Linked DNA regions of Homo sapiens: region 2 is linked to region 1. A link is an interaction called in ENCODE POLR2A ChIA-PET data of the cell type or tissue named here. Cell type or tissue: Panc1. All regions are shown on one strand. Links, peaks and the distances in the headings refer to the core of each region. The heading gives the core; the rest is flanking DNA.

Region 1 (11,063 bases), core at 1,831-9,830:
CCAGGCTGGTCTTAAGCTCCTGACCTCAGGTGATCTGCCCGCCTCAGCCTCCCAAAGTGATGGGATTACAGGTGTGGGCCACTGTGCCTGGCCAAAAACTTAAAAGCTTGAAAAACTCATTTTAAAAGCACCAGAGGCTGGGCATGGTGGCTGGTCTGGAACCTGGAATTTGAGACCCACCTGGCCAACATGGGGCCAATATGGCGAAACCCCACCTCTACTAAAAATACAAAAGTTAGCTGGGCGTGGTGGTGGGCACCTGTGATTCCAGCTACTCGGGAGGCTGAGGCAGGAGAATCGCTTGAACCCGAGAGGCGGAGGTTTCAGTGAGCCAAGATCGCACCACTCCACTCCAACCTGGGCGACGTAGCAAGGCTCCATCTCAAAAAATGTATAAGTAAATAAATAAATAAATAAAAGTTTTCATTGGTAGGAGGACTTGCTTGAATTATCTAGTCATATATATGCAGAATTGGTGGTCCCATTGACCCTCAAGTGAGGCATCCAATAGGCAGCAAATATTTTCAGGGAAGGTGGGGTCCTCGCTGTATTATGGAAGAAATCATGATTGGTCTAAGTCAATCATGGTAACCCTCTTCCTCTTCGCCTATCCGGGGTGGGCATATGACCCAGGTTTCACCAAAAAGACACAAGAGGAAGACTCCAGGGAACTTGTGGATGAATTTTTGTGCCCTTATAAAAGAGAGCTGTTGAGGAACCAGAGCCCTTTCTCTTTTTTTTTGCATTGGGATGATGTTATATAAGGAAGGCACAGTTGATTCTGTGGCAACATCTTATAACTGAGAGAGAAGTGAAGAAAATTGCAAAGATGTCAACTCCTGCTTCTTGATATTGTGAAGCCTCTTAAAAACTTTGGAACTTTTTGCTTCTGGGCTTCTTGAGGAAACAGTCAACATCCTTATGGTTTTGCTGTTAGTCAGGTTTTCTGTTATGTGTAGGCCAAAGCATTCCTAGCCGACATGTCATCCCTGAAGTCTCAGCTTTAAATGTCATTCCTCAGGGAGACCTTCCTGAAACCCCCAGATCAACACATTCTGTAACACTCCCCACTGTCCCTGAGTGGTCCTCATCACACTTGTAATTATTATTACTATTAATTTTTTTTTTTTTTTTGAGATGGAGTCTCACTCTGTCGCCCAGGCTGGAGTGCAGTGGTGCAATCTCGGTTCACTGCAAGCTCCGCCTCCCAGGTTCACGCCATTCTCCTGCCTCAGCCTCCCGAGTAGTAACTGGGACTACAGGTGCCCACCACCACGCCCAGCTAATTTTCTTTCGTATTTTTAGTACAGATGGGATTTCACCATGTTAGCCAGGATGGTCTCAATCTCCTGACCTCTTGATCCGTCTGCTTCGGCCTCCCAAAGTGCTGGGATTACAGGCGTGAGCCACTGCGCCTGGCACTTGTAATTATTAATATTTATTGAATGATGGTCTTTGTCTCAGGGCTATTTGCTCCACCAGAGCAGAGACTATGACAGGCATCCCAGAGCCTAGCCCAATGACAGGCACAGGAGCCACTAAATAAATAGCAAAAAAAAAAAAAAAAAAAAAAATCAAAGGATCTAGAGCACAGGTGGAGGGAGAAGCAGGATAAATCCGTGAAAGGTGTGAATTGAAATATGTGCAGCTGGGCTTCTGCTATCACATGGAAACTTTAAAGCTTAATGAATCATTAAAGAAGGGTTGGAATGACCATTGTGGGAACGGGGTGTGAGTGTTTATCTGGTACAGTAAGAGCTGCCAAGTAGTGTTAAAGGCCCAGCTGGGATTAGAAACCATACGTGTGCATTGGCAGAAACCAGCAGAATTAGAAGATTTCCTCCAGCAGCGTTCAGCCATCTGAGTGTGGGAGAGAAGCTGGGTAATTAGGTCAGCCCCAAAATGGGGGCTTGGTGGGCAGGCTGCTGCCTTTTGTTCCTTTCTCAGATGAAGTAAATGAAAATAGATGTGGAATTTTGTTTTCCTTGTCCCCAAAATGAAACCTTGTAGAACTCAAAGGCTTGCCCTTTGGCCCTAGACTGGAGCCAAAAAGGCTGAAGCATTTACCCCAAACGTCTTCCCCTATGGCCTGCTTGCCTAGCAGGGCCCATGGAAAGATTTGTGGGGATCTGTGATTTTTTTTTTTTTTTGAGGTGGAGTCTCGCTCTGTCACCCAGGCTGGAGTGCAGTGGCGCCATCTCGGCTCACTGCAAGCTCCGCCTCCCGGGTTCACGCCATTCTCCTGCCTCAGTCTCCCGAGTAGCTGGGACTACAGGCGCCTGCCACCACGCCCGGCTAATTTTTTGTATTTTTAGTAGAGACGGGGTTTTCCCATGTTGGCCAGGATGGTCTCGATCTCCTGACCTCATGATCCGCCCACCTCAGCCTCCCAAAGTGCTGGGATTACAGGGGTGAGCCACCGCGCCCAGCCTGTGAATTTCTTAAAGTATGCAAAATGCGGTGTGTCTGTGTGTGTGCATTTTTCTGGGGCGAGTATCTGTAGCTTACATCAAATTCTTTAAAGGGTGATCCAGAAAGACAAGAGCCCCTAACTTGGGTCAGCTCTTGGATCCACTGCTGTGGATCAGGGCCTGACTGATGGGCAGTTACATCCCTGCCTATTGACAAGGGGCAGTGTGGCACAGAGGTAGATGTGCAGGGGCCTGGACTGCACCACCTCAGGGAAGCTACTTAGCTCCTCAGTTTTCTCTTCTGTAAAATGGGAATGATAATCCCAGTTCCTTATTTCAGAGGGCTGTGAAGATTAAGTTAGATAATACATGCAAATGCTGAGGCCATGCTGGGTACTTAGTAACGGCTGGGTACTTACTAATAGGACGCACATTTAAGAACAAAGACTTTGAATCGGGAGGCAGCAGCTGGGGGAGCACAGTTACAGACAATTTTTTTGCTAAGCACAACATCTGATCATTCTCTCCCCTCTGATACTGTGTGGTCCCATGCAGGTTCCTTAATCACTGCCTCAGTTTCCTTATCTGTAAAATGGAGATGATAACAGTAACTGCCTCATGGTTTGCAGGGACTCTCTGAGGCCGGTGCTCACTAAGTGCTGGTTATTATTGCGATTTTTACTGCCCAGGGCCCAAATTCAGGCTCCTCATCTTGATAAGAAAGGCTCTTCCCACCAGGCCTTGCCCCGCACTGAAGCCGTCACAACCCAGCAGGCACCTTCACACTGTCTCCAGTGTCCAGTGGCTCTACGGGCCGAAGCACTGAGCACAGAAGAGAGCGAGTGACCAAACGGAGGCCCGCAACACCCGCGCCCTTCCTCAGAGTATTCCCTTCCAAGAGTGCCCTCGCCCTTCCCTTCCCAATTTCCATCTATAGATATCCAGCTTTTGGTTCAAAGCGGAACTCCAGAAACCACACTGTCCATAACGCCTTCCTAATTCCTCTCATCAGAAGCCCCTGTTCTGAGCCAGTCATGTGGCATATGCAGTTCTCAGGAACAACACACCTCAGTTCCCTAACTGCACTGCAGCCTCTGGGGACAGGCCTGGCCCCATCCTGTTCTTTTTACCACATCTGTCACCATCTTTGCACAGAGAATACCTTTGGTAGAGAGCTCTTGAACAAAGGAAATGAAATACTCAATGATTCCACTATTCCAAGGCATTCACACATCTAAGGGAAGGGAGAAAGAATCCCCAAATGACTGATCTGTACACTAAGAAACTGATTATACAAATGAACAATGGCCAGACCATATATTAAAATACAACTCTAGGCTGGGCACAGTGGCTCATGCCTGTAATCCCAGCACTTTGGGAGGCCGAGGTGGGCGGATCATCCGAGGTCGGGAGTTAGAGACCAGCCTGACCAACATGGAGAAATCCCGTCTCTACTAAAAATATAAAATTAGCCTGTAATCCCAGCTACTCTGGAGGCTGAGGCAGGAGAATTGCTTGAACCTGGGAGGCGGAGGTTGCCGTGAGCCGGGATCTCGCCACTGCACTCCAGCCTGGGCAACAAGAGCAAAACTCCATCTCAAGAAAAAAAAAAATACAACTCTCACCCACAGCCTGCGGTCACTTGCTGGGGAAACTAACTCATTATCTGCAACAATTAACCTGGGAGGTCTTCCTGCTCTAAATCAGGCCTGCAAGAAGCCAGATTGCTATCTCTAGTGACAATCCAGGAAGCTAAACAATAACCAATAATGTCTGTAACAATCAGCCCCAAATGGCCAGAATTTGATTAGTAACTGACAGTTTCCTTAATTTTGTCCTCACTTTAGGACCAACCAGGGAAAGCCAAAAATGCACCCCTAACCAAGCACACAGGATGCCCTGCTTCTAGTTAGCCCATGCACGGGCAGCTTCCCCACACCAACAGCCTCCAATCAGGGCACACCTGAAGCCTTCACTTTCCTCAGCTATAAAGGTGTCCCACTCCTCTGCCTGCCTTCGAAGCTCCGTCAAAATGCAAGTGCAGATGGCTGACACCCTTGCTCTGTCGCCCAGGCTGGAGTGCAGTGGCACGATCTTGGCTCACTGCAAGCTCCGCCTCCCGGGTTCACGCCATTCTCCTGCCTCTCAGCCTCCCGAGTAGCTGGGACTACAGGTGCCCACCACCACGCCCAGCTAATTTTTTTGTATTTTTAGTAGAGACAGGGTTTCACCATGTTAGCCAGGATGGTCTTGATCTCCTGACCTCCTGATCCACCTGCCTCGGCCTCCCAAAGTGCTGGGATTACAGGCATGAGCCACCGCACCCGGCCAGCCTTTGCTTTTTTAAAGTTGGTTTTCCTTTATTTCCACAAGACCCAGGAACGAAAGCGCAGGGAGCAGAGGCTGGACCGTCCTCTGTCAGTTCCCTCGTTCCCCTGGAGTGGAGCTCTGAGCCCTGGGACCACAGAGTTGGCTGTTACACTGGAAACACTGATCAGACCTTTGGACTCAGCTGAGGTAAGGCTGGAGAAGCCAATTGACTCAGATGAAATACCCCAGGCATAAAATCACAAAAGAGTTTTTGTTAGATGCTGGTTGGGAGGGAGTGGCTCCAGAGATCTGGGAAAAGAGCAGGCCGGCCGGCAATAGAGACATGAGGGAAAGGCAGGAACTTTGCCTAGAATGGGGGCCAGGGGTTGCCAGCACCCGCCTTGGTGGGACAGAGAATTGAGTCAAGATTCTTATCTCACCTCCACTATGATCCTTTTTTCATTCCACAGATATTCACTGAGTGCATAGTGTGTGCGCCAGGCCCTGTTCTGGGAGATGACAGGCAAGGCCACTGACTTCGTGGAGCTCGCCCCCTAACGGTGAAGACAAACAGTGACTGACTAAGGAAAAAAAAAAAAGGTAATTTCAGAAGTGGCAAGTGCCCTGAGCAAAATAAACTAAGATGGTGCAACAGAGAAAAAGGGTGCTGGGGGGTGGGGACACATGCCCCTTTCTAATGCTGCTTCTTGGAGGAAGGTATCTGTGCTGACACCCTAGCAGCCAGGAGCCAGCAGTGCAACTAGAGAGGAAGAGCTTTTCCAGGCATGGGGAACAGCTTCGGCAAAGACCCTGAGGTGGCCCAGGATTGACATGTCCAATAAAGAACAGAGAGGCCAGTGTGGCCAGAGTAGCAGTAATAGCGTTGGGATGAGGCCAGGGAGGAGGCTCACGCCTGGCCAGGCATGAAGGGCCTTCTTGGCCATGTCAAGAGTTTAGATTTCATTTTATTCAAAAAGGCACTGAATGGCTAGCCTGCCTCAGCCGTTTTTTCAGGGCCTTAGAAGAGCTGCTTTGCCAAGCTCCTGTCAGGATTGCAGCAGAGGGCACCCGTGGGTGTTGAGGGACGGCCTTGAGGGGATGGAGTATAGATCAGCCTCACTGCTGTAAGCCACAACTGAACCCCTTGCTGAGTAGGGCAAGATGGGCCACATCGAGTGTGGAAACTCCGAAACTCTATGCTAAATGTTTTTTGTGTATACCTATCTTAGGAAGAGAACCAGAGCTTTTTTTTTTTTTTTTTTTTTTTGAGATGGAGTCTCACTCTGTTGCCCAGGCTGGAGTGCAGTGGTGCAATCTCTGCTCACTGCAACCTCCGCCTCCCAGGTTCAAGTGATTCTCCTACCTTAGCCTCTTGAGTAGCTGGGACTACAGGTGGTGTGCCACAACACCCGGCTAATTTTTGTATTTTTAGTAGAGATGAGGTTTCGCCATGTTGGCCAGGCTGGTCTCAAACTCCTGACCTCAGGTGATCCACCAGCCTCATCTTCCCAAAGTGTTGGGATTACAGGCATGAGCCACCGTGCCCAGCCTGTTTTTTTCAGATTCTAACTCCTAAGCACTAAGAACCCAGAGCTTTTATCAGCCTCTCAGCAGAGTCTCTGTGACCAAAAAAGATAGAAAAAGGTGAATAATGACACCTGTGCTTCCATATGCATGGGGTATTTTAATAAGGATGTTCAGATGTGGCCTTGGAGGAGGAGAGAGGGAGGCTGGAAGAAGGAGACGTGTCGTGGATCCTGTGTGTGCTTTACCTGTTTTTAAAATCTGGCGTAAAGGACTAACACTGTGGACAAGGATGGCGTGGGGAGAAAGGTGCTGAAGTCTCGGCATGGCAGGAACCTGCAGGGAGGCCCTTCCCATCCTTAACTCAGCCTTCTGGGCCAGGGTGGGGCAGTGACAAACCCAGGGTCAGATCCTAACCCAGGTGGCCCCACCCCACCCCTAACCTGTGCTCACATGCCTCAACTCTGAGGAGCTGGTCCTGGAGAGGTGGGGTGCAGGAGGGCGGCACCTCCCCTGAGCCCAAGGAGGCTGCAGCTGCCCTGCAGGTGTGGGCTGCACTGCTCTGCAAGAGACTCCCTGGAGAGGGATGCCCTTTGTCCAGGCCACTGAAGCCGCTGTCGTCCTCTGAGCATGCCCCAAGCTCTTCTGAGCCCCGCACCTTCATAGAAAGAGGCACCTGGCTGGCCCCAACAGGATCGCTTTGCTCAGACCTGAGTTCTTATGAAGGGTTCAGTCCCAAAGTCTTGGTTGGTCATTTTGCTTTCAGTCAAAGTTCACCTCACTATGCCTGGTATCTGTGCCCCCCCAGCCCCCACTCAGGAGATGGAGGCTGAGATAGAAATGTGCTCTCTAGCCTGGCACAGTGGCTCAAGCCTGTAATCCCAGCACTTTGGGAGGCCAAGGTGGGCGGATCATGAGGTCAGGAAATCGAGACCATCCTGGCCAACATGGTGAAACCCCGTCTGTACTAAAAATACAAAAATTTGCTGGGTGTGGTGGCGCGTGGCTGTAATCCCAGCTACTCAGGAGGCTGAGGCAGGAGAATCGCTTGAACCAGGGAGTTGGAGGTTGCAGTGAGCTGAGATCATGCCACTGCACTCCAGCCTGGCAACAGAGCAAGACTCTGTCTCAAAAAAAAAAAAAAAAAAATGTCCTCTCTAACTCTCTCCAGAATCTTGGCTGGAATTGACTTTGCCTCCCCACAAATAGGCTCTGGCCTGGCCTTCAGGACCCACCTGTTCTCAGCAATCAGCCAGCCCCTCCTGGTGTTCAGATCCCCAGTAATCTGGGTCCACGAGCCGGGGAACAGAGTTGACTGGTGATGACAGGTCCCTGGCAGGATGCAAAGCGGCTGAGGGCCTCCTGGGCCAGCACTTGGGTAAACCAAAGTGCTGCTCTCCTCTGCTTGAGAACAATTGGGACTGTTGCATAGCTTCCTCCTGAGGCCTTCGAAATGGCTTCCTCTGAGGGATAAGAGCACAGTCACCCAAACTTGTGTTGACAAACAGTATTTTTATGCCAAATCTTCTAACTTGATTTTTTTTTCTTTTTGAGACCGAGTCTCACTCTGTTATCCAGGCTGGAGTGCGGTGGCGCAATCTCAGCTCACTGCAACCTCCGCCTCCCAGGTTCAAGCAATTCTCCTGCCTCAGCCTCCCAAGTAGCTGGGATTACAGGCGCCCGCCACCACGCCTGGCTAATTTTTGTATTTTTAGTGGAGACAGAGTTTCACCATGTTGGTCAGGCTGATCTCGAACTCGTGAGCTCATGCGATTTGCCAGCCTTGGCCTCCCAAATTGCTGGGATTACACGCGTGAGCCACCGCGCCCAGGCTCAAATCTTCTAACTCTAAATTAAATAGTAATACAAATAGCCAATATGTGTGTGGGACTTATGGTGGGCCAGGCACTGTTCAGTTACGGGCTTTATGTGCATCTTTTCATTTAAACTCCACAGAACCCTGACGCTTGGCATGGTCCATGGCCCCCTCCACACAGCCAGTTGGCCAGGGAGCCGAGGCAGCCTGTAAACGCTCTGCCTGGAGCTGCTCGTAAACAAAAACAGAGTGATCCACAAAAGGGCCCCAGAGTCTGGCACTGAATGGAATCCTACCTTCGGTCCAGCAACTGGAGAACGAAAGTCCACATCCTGATGACTGGTTCTGCACCTGGGGCTTAGAGCACATAGCAAGGGGCTGAGAAGCAGCCACCACATAATCAGTGACTGCAATTTCATCACACAGTCCTCCATGCCAGGCCCTGTGGGGAAACCAAGATATGTAAGGCAAGCCCTGCTCTTCGGAATTTCTAATCTCAGTACTGAAAAGTTAATAACATAAGGACGCAGCCTATCTGTGGTAACACCATGGCATGAGCTGTGTGGATTCCAAGTGCTGAATGAAGCTGGAAGGGCAGAGGTCACATCGGGCCAGTATGTGCTTCTTGGAAGAGGTGGCATTTGAGTCACTTGAAGAATGAGCAGGAGATGAGGGATGGGAAGGAGAAGGCATTCCTGGGATGCCATGAGCAAAGTGTCACAGTTTTGCATTGATCACTGTCATCCATGTAAGAGCAAGGACAGCTCAGGCAGGTGGTGGCCATAGAATGGAGGTGGACACATAAATATGTGGAGAAAGAAGGAAGTCTTTGGGTTAAAAGGCCAAGACTTGACACCTGTGAGGACCTGGAATCTAACCCTGTGTTTGTCTGTAAACCCAAGGCAAGTCACCCTTCTTCCGAGGCACAGTTTCTTCACCTGTAAAATGAAGGGACTGGGCAAGACGGTTTCTAAAGTTCCTAGGGCCAGGTGCAGTGGCTCACGCCTATCTTCACAATACTTTGGGAGGCTGATGCAGAAGGATCACTGGAGCTCCCTCAAGACCAGCCTGGGGAACACAGGAAGAACCTTGTCTCTACAAAAAATTAAAAATATTAGCTGGACATGGTGGCAGGACCTGTGGTTCCAGCTACTCAGGAGGCTGAGTGGGGAGGATATTTTGAACCTGGGAGGTCGAGGCTGCAGTGAGCTGTGATCACACCACTGCACTTCAGCCTGGGCAATAAATAAATAAACAAGTAACAAAGTTCCTTACTACTTTAGAATCAGGGTAGAAAGGAGTGAAGATGACTTTAGGATTTTGAAGAACAGGCCCAGCAGCAGGAGGTGAGGAGTCTGGAGAACAGCAGATCTGGGGAGAGGCCTTCAGCTTTAGATAAAATGCGTGGACCCCTTCACGACTCTTCCTTCTGCTGGGGTCCTCCAGCGCTGCCACAGGCTGACCCGTTCTCAGACTTGCATGGGACGTGTGTTGCCTCCCTACGTCTCTCCCTGAGATGTGAGCCTGGCTACATCAAGGCCAGAGCAATGAGAGGCAGTGGCCCTTGCCCCAGCTTTTCCCCAATGAGGAAGCACCATCATCACCAACACCATCTTGCCACGATAGCACTGGAGAGCCTGCAGGTGAAGGTGGGGATCCCCTAAATTCACAATTAAGTTCCTTTACCCCAGGGAAATGGGCACTGGAAACAGAAACAGGCTGTTATTGAGAAATCAATTAACATATGGTCCCTGCATACTTCTGTTTGAGGGCCCCAATTAGCTCATACCTGGTTCACAGGCAAACTTTCCAACAAACGGGGCAGATCTCATACTGGGTGTGTATAAGAGCCCCTGTGGAGGCTGGGCACAGTGACTCACAACTGTAATCCCAGCACTTTGGGAGGCCAAGGCGGGAGGATCGCTTGAGCCCAGGAGATCCAGGCTGCAGTGAGCTGAGGTCATGCCACCGCACTCCAGCCTGGGTGACAGACACCCTGTCCCAAAAAATAAAGAAGAACCCCTGTGGAGCTCATGAACAGGACCACCCAGAGGAGGGGACCAGGCACCTTTATTTTCATAACCTCCCAGGCAATTGTTAGGCACACTAAAGTGAGAGACTCTTTGGGGAGGATAGAGCTGCCCAGAGGGTTTGGGCTGGGAGAGCGGTGGGGCAGGGGCCCTCCCAAGAGGCAACAGGCTCCTCAGAGTGAGACTGAGCTGTCTCTCCACAGAGGGCAGGGGAGGGAGGGTGGCCCTGGGCAGAGGGGCTGAAGCTGGAGAGGCAGTGGAGGCCGGAGGGCACAGGCTTTGCGGCTGAGCAAGGGGCCAGGGCCAGATCCTGAAGCTGACGGGACAGGGGGCGCTGTGAGCAGGGACGGGAGGCCTTTCTGAGGCAGGAAAATCACTTGAACCCAGGAGGCGGAGGTTGCAGTGAGCTGAGATCATGCCACCACACTCCAGCCTGGGCAACAGAGCGAGACTCCATCTCAAAAAAAAAAAAACAAAACAAAAAGCAGATACACACCTTCCCGTCCACCCTTTGTCCACTGAGATGAGCTGGGCCTGTGGTGGGAGGGGTGAGCACCTCCTGCCTCAACTTGCATTTCCTTCCCAGCAGGCCCGGGCTCTCCTGCCTCTGACTTCAAGTCCTTGGTACGTATGAAATTCCTGCCTCTCCTCTGGCCGCCCTGCCTGCCTCCCTGGCTGCAGTTACAGTTTTGTCCCTTGTTCCTACCCTTTTATGTCTGCCTTTCTCAGGCCTTCAGCCCAATGTGTCAAGATTAATTTGATACCAAATTGGCTTTCTCTGGAAATTCAAGGAAAACTTCTAGGCACAAGAACAAGATTCCTTTGGGGAAAATGCTCATGGCCCCTTCCTCAAGGCAGTCCTGGGGTTGGATCCTTGACCCGACCCAGGCCGGGATAGCACCCTGGAGGGGGAGGCCCTGTCTGGAGGGAAACAGCTCGCTCAGGGTCTTGCACCCGCCCGCCCCACCTCCA
Region 2 (11,063 bases), core at 1,062-9,061, 250 kb before region 1:
AGTAAGTTTGCTAAGACACTGAGGAGGGGCATCAAGGGACTTTTGAATGAGATGGGTACAAATCTATGCAAGCATAGGGTAGGGGGGAATCCCTGAGCTTAAGTCTTTGGGCTGGGTGGAGGTGGTGAAGGGGAGAACTTTAAGTAGAGAATCTATGAAGATGTTGGATGGAAAAACTGATAACTCTGTGTTTCCCAAATCCTACTGAGGGTAGAACAGGTTGGATAAGGACATAACAGAAGCAATAGAGACTACCATTAGTCTTGAAACAGCACGTGCAGACCATCCGAAGCCTGTAACTGTGAAACCAGTAACAACGGAACCTGTGAGTTGATTGGGGATTGGGGGCTGGGGGGAGACAGGACATCCCTAGTGACGTGGAATACATAGAGGGCTGGAATACCAGGCTTTGGTGGATGGGAGAACCAAATAATTAGTACTTCATTGCAGGTATTCATCTCAACTTGGCCATGTTTCACTAAGATTTAATACTAACCCTGTTTACAGAACACTGGGAAGATATGGTACAGTTAAATTTCAGTTCAGTAGTATTCAATAGGTATGTAATCTATGCCTAAGGCTGCTAAGGTAACTGATGCTGATAAAAAAGAAATCTATGTTACTGTCCTCAAGGATTTATAAAATTCAAGTTTACGAAACACTTAGAACAAAATGAAAAGGTATGTTATGATGTTAAATTATATATAAATTTGAAAGCAGAAGATACTGGCAGTGCTTTAGCCAATGTAAGAAGAGAGATTAGTACAGGCTAGAGTTGTCTGAAAAGCTTTCAAGAGGCATTTGTGCTTGAGATACACCCTGAAGAATAGATGAGCTTTTGATTGGTGGGTAGTTATGGAAGGACAGAAGCAATTAGGAGGAAGAATAGTTATTCCAAGAGTGAAAGAGGCCAGGTATGGCGGCTTATGCCTGTAATCCCAGCACTTTGGGGAGGCCAAGGTGGTCGGATCACTTGAGGTCAGCAGTTCAAGGCTAGTTCAATGGCCAACATGGTGGAAACCCCATCTCTACTAAAAATACAAAAGTTAGCCAGGCGTGGTGGTGCGTGCCTGTAATCCCAGCTACTTGGGAAGCTGAGGCATGAGAATCACTTGAACCCGGGAGGCAGAGGTTGCAGTGAGCCGAGATCACGCCACTCTACTCCAGCCTGGGCGACAGAGTGAGACTCTATACTAAAAAAAAAAAAAAAAAAAAAAAAAGAGTGAAAGAGCTGCACAGGAGGGGGGAATAGAACAAGCATAATATGTTTAGCAAATAGGGTATGATTGAAGGAGAGGGTATATGGAAGGGAACAGTGGGAATTAAGAAAAATATAAAATTTACAAGGCTCCTAATACTTGCTTAGTAATTTCACATGTGGCAACATAGGGGCAAATTTCAGAGAGTCTCAGGTGTCAGGCTGAAGTCTGGACTCATAATCAACAAGGAGCCTAGTAAGTTCTTCATTATGGTAAAAACACGATGAAAAGTGATATTTTAGAAAAACCGGCCAGGTGTGGTGGCTCACGACTGTAATCTCAGCACTTTGGGAGGCTGAAGTGAGCTGATCACCTGAAGTCGGGAGTTCGAGACCAGCCTGACCAACATGGAGAAACCCTGTCTATAGTAAAAATACAGAATTAGCTGGGTGTGGTGGCACATGCCTGTAATCCCAGCTACCTGGGAGGCTGAGGCAGGAGAATCGCTTGAACCTGGGAGGCGGAGGTTGCAGTGAGCCGAAATCGCGCTATTGCACTCCAGCCTGGGAAACAAGAGTGAAACTCCATCTCAAAAAAAGAAAAAGAAAAACCACTCTTCAGGTTGTATGCAGGATGTAAATAATTTAGTGGAAAGCAACTCATGAGATTTGCGTTGTTCCAGAAACAATCTGTACTCTGGCATTATGAATGGAGAGGAGAAAAATAAATATTATGAAGAAAATACCTTGCTTGAGTGATAATTTTATATGAAGTATAAATGAGGAGTGAGTTAAAATAACTCATGGGTTTTAAACATGGATGTCTGGGAAAATGGTTGACCAAAGTGGGAACTATGGGAGGCCAGAGTGGTTTAGGACAGAAGTTATTAATTTGGTAATGGCCAAGCTGAGTTTATGGTGACAGCCCTATGAGGGTGTCCTAAAGGTCACTGAACTAGATCAGGGCTAGAGTTCTAAGTGCAAAGTCACAGATATGAAAGTAAATGAGCTCAACAGAGCCAGTACACACAAGCTCAGAAGGCCAGTGACTGTGCCTGTAGTGAGTGGGAGGAAGAGAAATTAATGAATGGAATGGAGAAGGATTTGACTGGAGAAGTAGGCAGATAGCCAAGTTTGTATTATAGAGTCTAGAAGAGAAAGTTTAATATAATCCATCAAAAGCTACCAAGAGGCCAAGGAGGAGGAGGTCACTTGTAACTCTCAAGAAAGTAGTTTTAACTGAGTGCTTGGAGAAAAGCTAGATTTTTGTGGAGTTAAAGAGTGAGTACATTATGAGGAAAGGGAGGTGAGTACAGACCAACCATCTAAAAAATCTGGTAATGAAAAAGAGAAGCAACGGCTGGAAAGGGGAATAGGACCAAAGAGCAGCCTGCATATAGTTGAGCACAGATGAAAGAAGCCAGTAAGAATGGAAGTGAAAGATTGACAATAAGGGCAGTTAATTCTTTTTGAAGTATACAGTAGGCTGGGCGCAGTGGCTCACGCCTGTAATCCCAGCACTTTGGGAGCTGAGGTGGGCGGATCACCTGAGGTCAGGAGTTTGAGACCAGCCTGGCCAACATGGCAAAACTGTGTCTCTACTAAAAATACAAAAATTAGCCAGGCATGGTGGCGGGTGCCTGTAATCTCAGCTACTTGGGAGGCAGGCAGGAGAACTGTTTGAACCCTGGAGGTAGAGGTTACAGCGAGCTGAGATTGCACCACTGCATTCCAGCCTGGTGGATATAAAAATAATAATAAATAAACAAACAAATAAATAAAATATAGAGTAGACTCTCTTTAGATTGTAAATTCCTTGAGGACAGGAATCTTGTCTTATTCATATTTATGTCCCTTTCTATAGCACCTAGCACAGTGACTAGTATAGTATAATGCACATAATAGATAAAAAATAGAAACAATTGAATTGAATTGGCCTCCCTGGTATGGTCAGGGATAGCTGAAAGGCACAGAAGGACTCCTTACAGTGATGGGGAAGGATGGATCTTTCTCTAAGCCCAAAGGAAAGGAAGACAGAGGTTGTTGTAAAGAGGTGGCAGTCTTTCTGGAGGGGGACAGAGAAGTGGTAGGAGGAATGACACCAGCCTACTGTGTGGGGATGTCGGTATTTTAGCAGAGTCCAGATCTGAACGATGCCGTGTCCAGTTTGCGAAGTCCTATTCCCCTCCTCCTGTCGTGTGCCTTTGTTCAGGTGGGGATGTATTTCATGTAGAAGGTAAGAGTGCAGCCACTGGCTTTGGGGGAGTCTGTGAAATAATATTTTTTAACTTCCCACACTAAACCGAAGTAATTCTTACCAGTATCTCTAGTTAGTGTTTCCAGCCTGGTCAATTATCAGCCACTGAAGGAAGAGATTTAGGCTCATCCCTATAATCCCAGCACTTTGGGATGGTGACGTGGGAGGATCGCTTGAGCCCAGGAGTTCCAGACCAGGCTGAGCAACATAGTTTAAGTCCAGGCTGAGCAACAGACCTTGTCTCTACAAAAAAATTAAAAATAAATAAATAAGAACTCCTCTACAAGACGTTAAAAAAATTAAAAATAAAAATTAGTTGGGTGTGGTAGCACAGGCCTGCAGTCCCAGCTATTGGGGGGGATGGGGTGGAAGGATCCCTTAAGCCCAAGAATTGGAGGCTGCAGTGAGCCATGATCTGGCCACTGTACTGTTGCCACTGGGCAACACAGTGAGACTGTCTCAAAAAATAACAAGTAAAATGAAAGAAGAGGGATCACATTTAGAAAAATCTTCTTATTCAGTCTTAAAGAAGTTTAGGAGATGCTGAGGCAGACTTTTGTGATGAGTCATTACTTTTTCTGAACTAAGAGGACTTCAGGATCTCCTAGAGCAGATAGATGATGGGGTTGGGGGAATACTTCTCCAAGCTTCCAAAATGTCTGAACAATCAAAGCTAGTTCCAGCCTGGCCACGTTTCAAGTCATGGCGAATGCCAGAGGGCAAAGTGGGTGGGTCTTACAACCTGGTAGAGTCAAGAGGCAAAGTTCAGAGGCAGAACGGATGGCGGTTCTCTGATGTATGGCAGGGCGGTGGGAGAGAAGGGAAGAGAAAGCCGTATTATAGGAAAAGAATTTTTAAATTGGGATGCTAAATAACCATTGATCATAGAGAGATTCAGCAGGAGGTGAAAGGACTGTGGAGGAGAGGGGTACACACACATCTTTCCCAGGAGCTATCACAGAGCAATCCCAGCTCAGAATATCTGGGGAGTTTCCATAGAGTGTGGGGGGCATGAAGGGGTTTCTCGGGTCTCCTGACTCCTTTTATTTTCTTTCTTTCTCTGCTTTTTTAGGTGGAAGAAGGCTGCTATGACTCTTTGGATGGGAGTCTGGCAAGAGGAAATTGGAAGATAAAATAAATAATAAGTGAAATAATCTGGTTACCATCTACTCCTTCATGAGTCTGTTCTAAAGTCACAACTAAAGAGAGCGCCAGGATTTAGAGGCAGCAAGCGTAGATTGGAAGGGGAGGTGGGTGACAATTGAATTAGAGGGCATTATGGACTGAATAAACCTGCAGTTTGGAGAAGACTGGAGAAGGGCACCCACAGACAACAGGTTTATTCACAGTCCATATTGGTAATTCTCTTGTTTTATTTTATTAAGTATGGTGTTGAAACAGTGTGCTTGGGGAAACGAGGTTGAGGTTTTAGAATCTTTTTTTCTTTTTATAAGAATAAGCACATTGTTAAAACATAAGGTAAAATATCAAAAACTACTTAGAATAGACTTAAAATATTCACACCTACCCACCCCTACCCACACCTCTGTCCAACAATGTGCCTTTTGCAGTTGGTAATTATGGCAGGGACAAACTCACTTAAATTTTTTTTTAATTCGCTATCCTCGGGACCCTAATTAGAATTGGGCTGCCCCCTTGCGGTCTCTCCGACGTCCTATCTTCAACCAGCTCACAGTCCTTGGGCCCTGCTCTCCTCTCCATTGTACTCTCAAAATGCAAGGCGCAACGACAATAGTAACGTCCCAGTTACTTCTGAGACTCTCTAAACTCTGGACTTGCCTCCCTCCCCTCCTTCAAAGTCTTTCGAATCTTCTCCAGCGGACAAATGAAGGGACTGAAGCTGGACAAAACCATAACCTAGGAGATCAGGGACCTACCCCATTCTGTTCCCCGTGCTTGGAATCAGATAATTTAGGACGCCGGGCCCGAGAAGCCTGGATAAAAAAGTCAGGAAAAACTGAGTTTCGTTTTGACCTCTAGCGTCGTGGCGGGCTGGCATCTGAGCTGGTAACGTGCGTGGTAGGTTATGTAAGAAAAGGGATGGAGGAGCCGCCCCAGCGGGAGCCAGAAAGGACGCGGTGTTCTCGGTTGCAATCCCCACCCTCCTCACCCAGCAGGGCAGGAGGCACCCAACTTGGAGGAGAAAGGGGTGGGGGAGGTGAAACAGAGACCGGAGAGTCACGAGGGCTGGGCCGCCGAGAGCAGGAGAATATACCGTGTCACACACCTCCATTCTCTCACACACGTTGCAGACACAAATCACTGACGGTTTCCACGTGCTGCGCTCGTGAGCGGAGGTGTTCAAAGAGGGGGCAGATGAGTTACTTCCCGAGACGGAACCGGGGGTCCCACGTCCGCCGCCTTCAGTAGCACAACCAATCTCTGAACACTCAAACCGCGCATCTCTGGCGCATCACCATCCTATTTAAGGCCACGGGCTCCGCCCTTTTCCTCCCCTCCCTTCTTTTCCACTCTTTTTCCATCCTCCTCCTTTTCTCATCACCGGGTCCTCTCCAGCAGCCGCATGTAGGGGAGGAGCACGGAATGCTTCCCTTACAGCCAATCATCACCTGGCTGCCTCTCTACTGGCTGAGCCCCTTTGTACTGTAGCAAATGGGCTATGGACTTCAGTAACTAGAGTCACGTGTTACCGGCGACACAACCAATGAGGGCGCGAGATCTGTGTAAGCAGGGGGAGGCACGTGCCGGGCCGCACGTGTCTGGGAGGGGGGGGAAGGGGCGGGGCCCACTGAGAGAGGCGGAGGTGGGTAGATAGACCCGGAGAGACGGCGAAGGAGCTGGAAACCGAGCCAGGGCTGAGCCGGCTGACAACAGGTAAGGAGATTCGGAGGACAAAGCGAGCTGTTAGGGAGTATTTGGGAGTGGATTTGGGGGCTGAATGCAGATCTTGGTATTGGGAGGGTTTGCATCACGTGGCAGGTGCGAGCCCAGAGAGACCGGCGCAGGGATCCTGATCTTGAAAGATTGGGAGAGGGCAGGAGGCCAGTCTCTATGGGGGCGGTTCCCGTAGGATCACCAGGTGGGTTCGCGTGCCCAGATTGACTGCTTGTGGGTGGCATGGCCTCAGGTGGAGAGGCTTGCTGCGGACTCAGGCTGGCGAATAGCCCTGGCGAACAACGGGCGGAGGGGAAGGTGTCTTTCAAGTCGGTATTTACTCTGAACTGAGGGAAGAAAAGAACGGAGGCCGCGTCAGACCGAGAGCTGCTCTGCGGCGGCCAGAGAGGGAATCCCAAGCTCTTAATGGGCGGGGGTGGGGGTAGAAATGTCTTTTTCTATTGTGTTTGAGACCGGTAATATTGGGGAGGGGGAGAACAAGTATTATCCCACGCAGTACACCCCAATCTCCCAGTTCATTTCCTAATCCTTAAACTCTGGTTTCAAACTCCCTCGCTTTGCTCTTCAGTTGCAGGTTCCGATCTTTGGGTACTCCAGGAGCTGTTCTATAGCCCCTGCTTCTGGACCTATGGATTCTCCATCTAGCGTTTCTTCCTATTCCTCCTACTCTCTCTCTTCGTCTTTTCCCACCTCCCCAGTGAACAGTGACTTTGGCTTCCCCTCTGATAGTGAGAGGGAGGACAAGGGGGCCCATGGGCCCAGGCCAGACACTGTTGGGCAGAGGGGAGGTTCACGGCCCAGCCCGGGTCCTATCCGCTGCAGGCATCGATCGAAGGTTTCCGGTAACCAGCATACACCATCTCATCCGAAACAGCGGGGTTCGGCTTCTCCTATGGCAGGATCTGGGGCGAAAAGATCAAGAGATGGTGAACTGGAGACCAGTCTAAACACCCAAGGTTGTACCACAGAGGGAGACCTGCTGTTTGCCCAGAAGGTAAGAGAAAGCAGGTGAAAGGAGATTCTCCTGGAGTGCCTTAGCACCCAGCTGGTTGATAAGGACCCTGTGAGGACAGTATTGACTCCCAGATTTGGAGGTGAAGGAAGAGCCACTGCTGGTGTGGGCAGTTTTTTGTCTTCTTACAGCCTTTGTCCTATTTTCCTACAGTGTAAAGAACTCCAAGGATTTATACCTCCTCTCACAGACCTACTCAATGGGCTGAAGATGGGTCGTTTTGAGAGAGGTAATCTTATTGTTGCATTCATTTGGGCTAGGTTCATTTCTCTTTCTCTTTCCCTCTTTTGACGTGTATTTCTCTGAAGTTCTTGTTTGGGGCCTATATTACTCCTTTTTTGCTACTATGACTTTATTATTATTATTATTATTATTATTATTTTGAGACGGAGTTTTGCTCTTGTTGCCCAGGCTGGAGTGCAATGGCGCGATCTCGGCTCACTGCAACTTCCACCTCCTGGGTTCAAGCGATTCTCCTGCCTCAGCCTCCCCAGTCGCTGGGATTACAGGCGCCCACCACCATGCCCAGCTAATTTTTGTTATTTTTAGTAGAGATGGGGTTTCGCTATGTTGGCCAGGCTGGTCTCAAACTCCTGACCTCAGGTGATCCACCCACCTCAGCCTCCCAAAGTGCTGGGATTACAGGCGTAAGCCACCTTGCCTGGCCCGACTTAATTTTTTTAGATCAATCAATTTTAACCCCCTTCTGTTCTTCCTTTACCTGACTACATGCTTGAATCTCAATCCTTAATCTCTCTCTGTCCCTGTCCCCAGGATTAAGCAGTTTTCAGCAGAGTGTGGCAATGGACAGGATCCAGCGTATTGTAGGTGTTTTGCAGAAGCCACAGATGGGGTAAGTCCCGCTGGTTCTTTGCTTGGGTCTTCATAAAAAGGAGATTTCTCCAATCCTGTTGCTGGTTTTTTAAAGCAACGTCATTTTCACAGGGAACGTTACCTAGGAACCTTGCTACAGGTAGAAGGGATGTTAAAGACTTGGTTTCCACAAATAGCTGCCCAGAAGTCATCATTGGGTGGTGGCAAGCATCAGCTGACCAAGGTAAGAACTTAAGAACACGAGGAAGAGGTGGGAAAATAGCCAAGAAAATGAAATGTGCATGCAGAAATGGCCCCTTTTGCCATTTTCTTTTGAGTCTTTTCTTCAAGTTTCTTTTCAGGGAAGGAAATTCCTAAACTTTCTGCATTGTCTTGATTCCTACATGTTTTGTTGTTGTTGTTGTTGTTGTTGTTTTGTTTGAATCACTGGGAGGAACTCCATGAAGTTTAATCCTATCCCTCATGCCACAGCTTATCTGCTTTCTGCGTAGATACAAAAGGCTTTTTACCTGGCCAAATGATTCATGCGGGAATACACCTCAGCTTCTCTCTGCAAACTCTTTTTTCCCTACTGCCCCCAAACCCTTCCCTTCTCCTTCTTTTCATTTCTGCCCACGTATCCTTGTGCCAAACCCTTTGACAGTTTTTGAGTCTACACTGGGTTTCAAGGACTGGTCATAAGAGGTACCTCACTGGAAGTAGGGGAGGGGGGCACCAATAGCAGCAGTGTTGATAGATTCTTAGACCTGGTATAGAAGTGACCTATTTTCAGCCGGGAGCGGTGGCTCACACCTGTAATCCCAGCACTTTGAGAGGCCAAGGCGGGTGGATCATGAGGTCAGGAGTTCGAGACCAGCCTGGCCAAGATGGTGAAACCCCGTCTTTACTAAAAATACAAAAATTTGCCAGGCATGGTGGCGCACGCCTGTAGTCTCAGCTACTCGGGAGGCTGAGGCAGGAGAATTGCTCGAACCCGGGAGGCAGAGGTTGCGGTGAGCCGAGATCGTGCCATTGCACTCCAGCCTGGGAGACAAGAGCGAAACTCCATCTAAAAAAAAAAAAAAGTGACCTATTTTCTGTCCTCAAATAATAGGGTATGTAGAGGGCATTCAAATGACGGAGAAGGAGAGTCTCCTGTAGATAATCACCAGTCCTAATTTTCAATCAGCCATGGTTATTATTGCTGTGACTAATCTATTAAAAAATAAGTAGGCCAGGCACAGTGGCTCACTGTAATCTTAGCACTTTGGGAGGCCAAAGCAGGAGGATTGCTTGAGCCCAGGAGTTTGAGACCAGCCTGGGCAACATGGTGAAGGCTGCTATCTACAAAAAATACAAAAAGTAGGTGGGCATGGTGGCGTGCACCTGTAGTCCCAGCTGAGGCTGGGTGGGAGGCTGAGGTGGGAGGATCTCTTGAGCTTGGGAGGTCGAGGCTGCAGTAAGCCATGATTGTGCCAGCCTCGTTGACAGAGTGAGACCCTGTCTCAAATATAAAATTTTAAAAAAACAGTAGGAGGATCTTGCCTGAATATTAATTTACACTTCTTAAAGAACTCAAGATAGAATATTCGAATTTAAATACAGAATTTGGGAAATGATGATTCCAATTAAAAATAGACTTCAAAGAAATTCTAAAAGGGATTATTTTATAAATAGTGAGAACCTATGGAACTGTTTGTTTTTTCTTCATCTCTGGATATCCAGTGTCTAATATAGTATGTGGTCCATAGTAGGCCATTTATTTGTTTAATAAATGAAAGTATAATTTAGTTACCAAAACTTTTACTTAATCATGGCCTGGCAAGATCATATCTGTTGCATAAAACGAGGTATGTTTGCATTGCAAACTGAGTTCCCAAGGAATGCAAAGGTTTAAGTAACCAGGTGGAGCTCATCTGAATGCTTTCTCCACATTTCTTTTTTTCTCATTTCTCCCCTCTCTAGCATTTTCCAAGCCACCACAGTGATTCAGCTGCTTCCTCTCCTGCATCTCCTATGGAAAAGATGGACCAGACACAGCTAGGACATCTAGCTTTAAAACCAAAGCAGCCTTGGCACCTCACACAATGGCCAGCTATGAACCTCACCTGGATCCACACCACTCCAATTTGCAACCCCCCTCTCAGCTCCCCAGGTACTATCTCCTTTAGCCATGGTCCTTTAGGCACTGGAACCGGCATTGGCGTCATTCTTTTCCTCCAGCATGGAGTGCAACCCTTCACCCACTCTGCCCCAACCACCCCAGTCCCACCTACTACAGCATCTCCTGTCATCCCTGGTGAGCCTATGAAACTATCTGGAGAGGGTCCTCGTTGCTACAGTTTGCCAGTAACTCTGCCATCAGACTGGAGCTATACCCTATCCCCTCCCAGTCTACCCACCTTGGCCAGAAAGATGACCATAGGACACCGGGAGCAGCAGAGAAGCCATCCTCCAGTTGCTGCTGATGCTCATCTTCTCAACCTCTAGCCCAGGGCATACAGCTGTCCACTGTGACTTCTAATTTGTGTAAATATTTATGTATATATGTATTTTTACTATTAATGTGTGCATTTGTGTTGAGGGAAGATAAATCCTTTCTGATTAAAGAAATTTTTTTATACCTAAACAGTTTGCTGATTGGGGGAAATTGAAAACTTTCTGCTTCCAAAACCAATCCTTATCCTCTGAGCTGCAGAAAAGTAGAAAAGGGATGGGGATGTTTGTGAACATGAGCTCTACCAAGTTAGAGTCTGGATGACAATATAAGACTTATAGGAGAAGGGGACTGTGCTGCTGTTTTCCTGGGACATCCTTGAAACAGTTACAGAGTTCAGAGTTGGGTTTATGGGGTTTTTTTGTTGTTGTGTTTTGAGATGCAGTCTCGCTCTGTTTCCCAGGCTAGA

Evidence for each region. ChIA-PET counts read pairs that join two places held together with the same protein. Peaks named below come from ENCODE experiments on the same cell type or tissue, not always from the same donor. Only the 100,000 strongest peaks of a DNase experiment are listed, where the experiment ranks them.
Region 2: POLR2A ChIA-PET joins it to region 1 with 11 read pairs; 2 of 35 experiments call an interaction of 5 or more read pairs at or near these places.

What each region holds. Positions count from the first base shown.
Region 1 is chr1:150,527,466-150,538,528 of GRCh38, forward strand. FALEC (focally amplified lncRNA regulator of ECM1) reads left to right here. Exons shown (of 6, transcript NR_186305.1): 4 at 4,785-4,928; 5 at 5,192-5,321; 6 at 8,202-9,323. Among named protein-coding and RNA genes, the nearest start is that of ADAMTSL4, 16 kb to the right of the region's middle. RefSeq lists enhancers at 5,265-6,255, 7,871-9,070. In Panc1, for the core only: CTCF peaks have their summits at 5,268 and 5,546; no DNase peak of the experiment used is centred there.
Region 2 is chr1:150,276,308-150,287,370 of GRCh38, forward strand. C1orf54 (chromosome 1 open reading frame 54) reads left to right here. Exons shown (of 6, transcript NM_024579.4): 4 at 215-325; 5 at 3,336-3,434; 6 at 4,528-4,609. The coding sequence ends at 3,431. It overlaps CIART (circadian associated repressor of transcription), which reads left to right and starts at 6,247. Exons shown (of 5, transcript NM_144697.4): 1 at 6,247-7,326; 2 at 7,498-7,573; 3 at 8,119-8,197; 4 at 8,290-8,401; 5 at 10,123-10,786. The coding sequence starts at 6,961. The coding sequence ends at 10,647. It overlaps LOC124904414, which reads right to left and starts at 5,875. Exons shown (of 2, transcript XM_047438213.1): 1 at 5,354-5,875. The coding sequence starts at 5,709. RefSeq lists enhancers at 3,991-4,285, 5,122-5,231, 5,313-6,513, 5,552-5,631, 5,988-6,929. In Panc1, for the core only: a CTCF peak has its summit at 5,112 (motif pointing left); DNase peaks (open chromatin) are centred at 5,154 and 6,004; H3K4me3 peaks cover 2,787 bases; H3K27ac peaks cover 980 bases.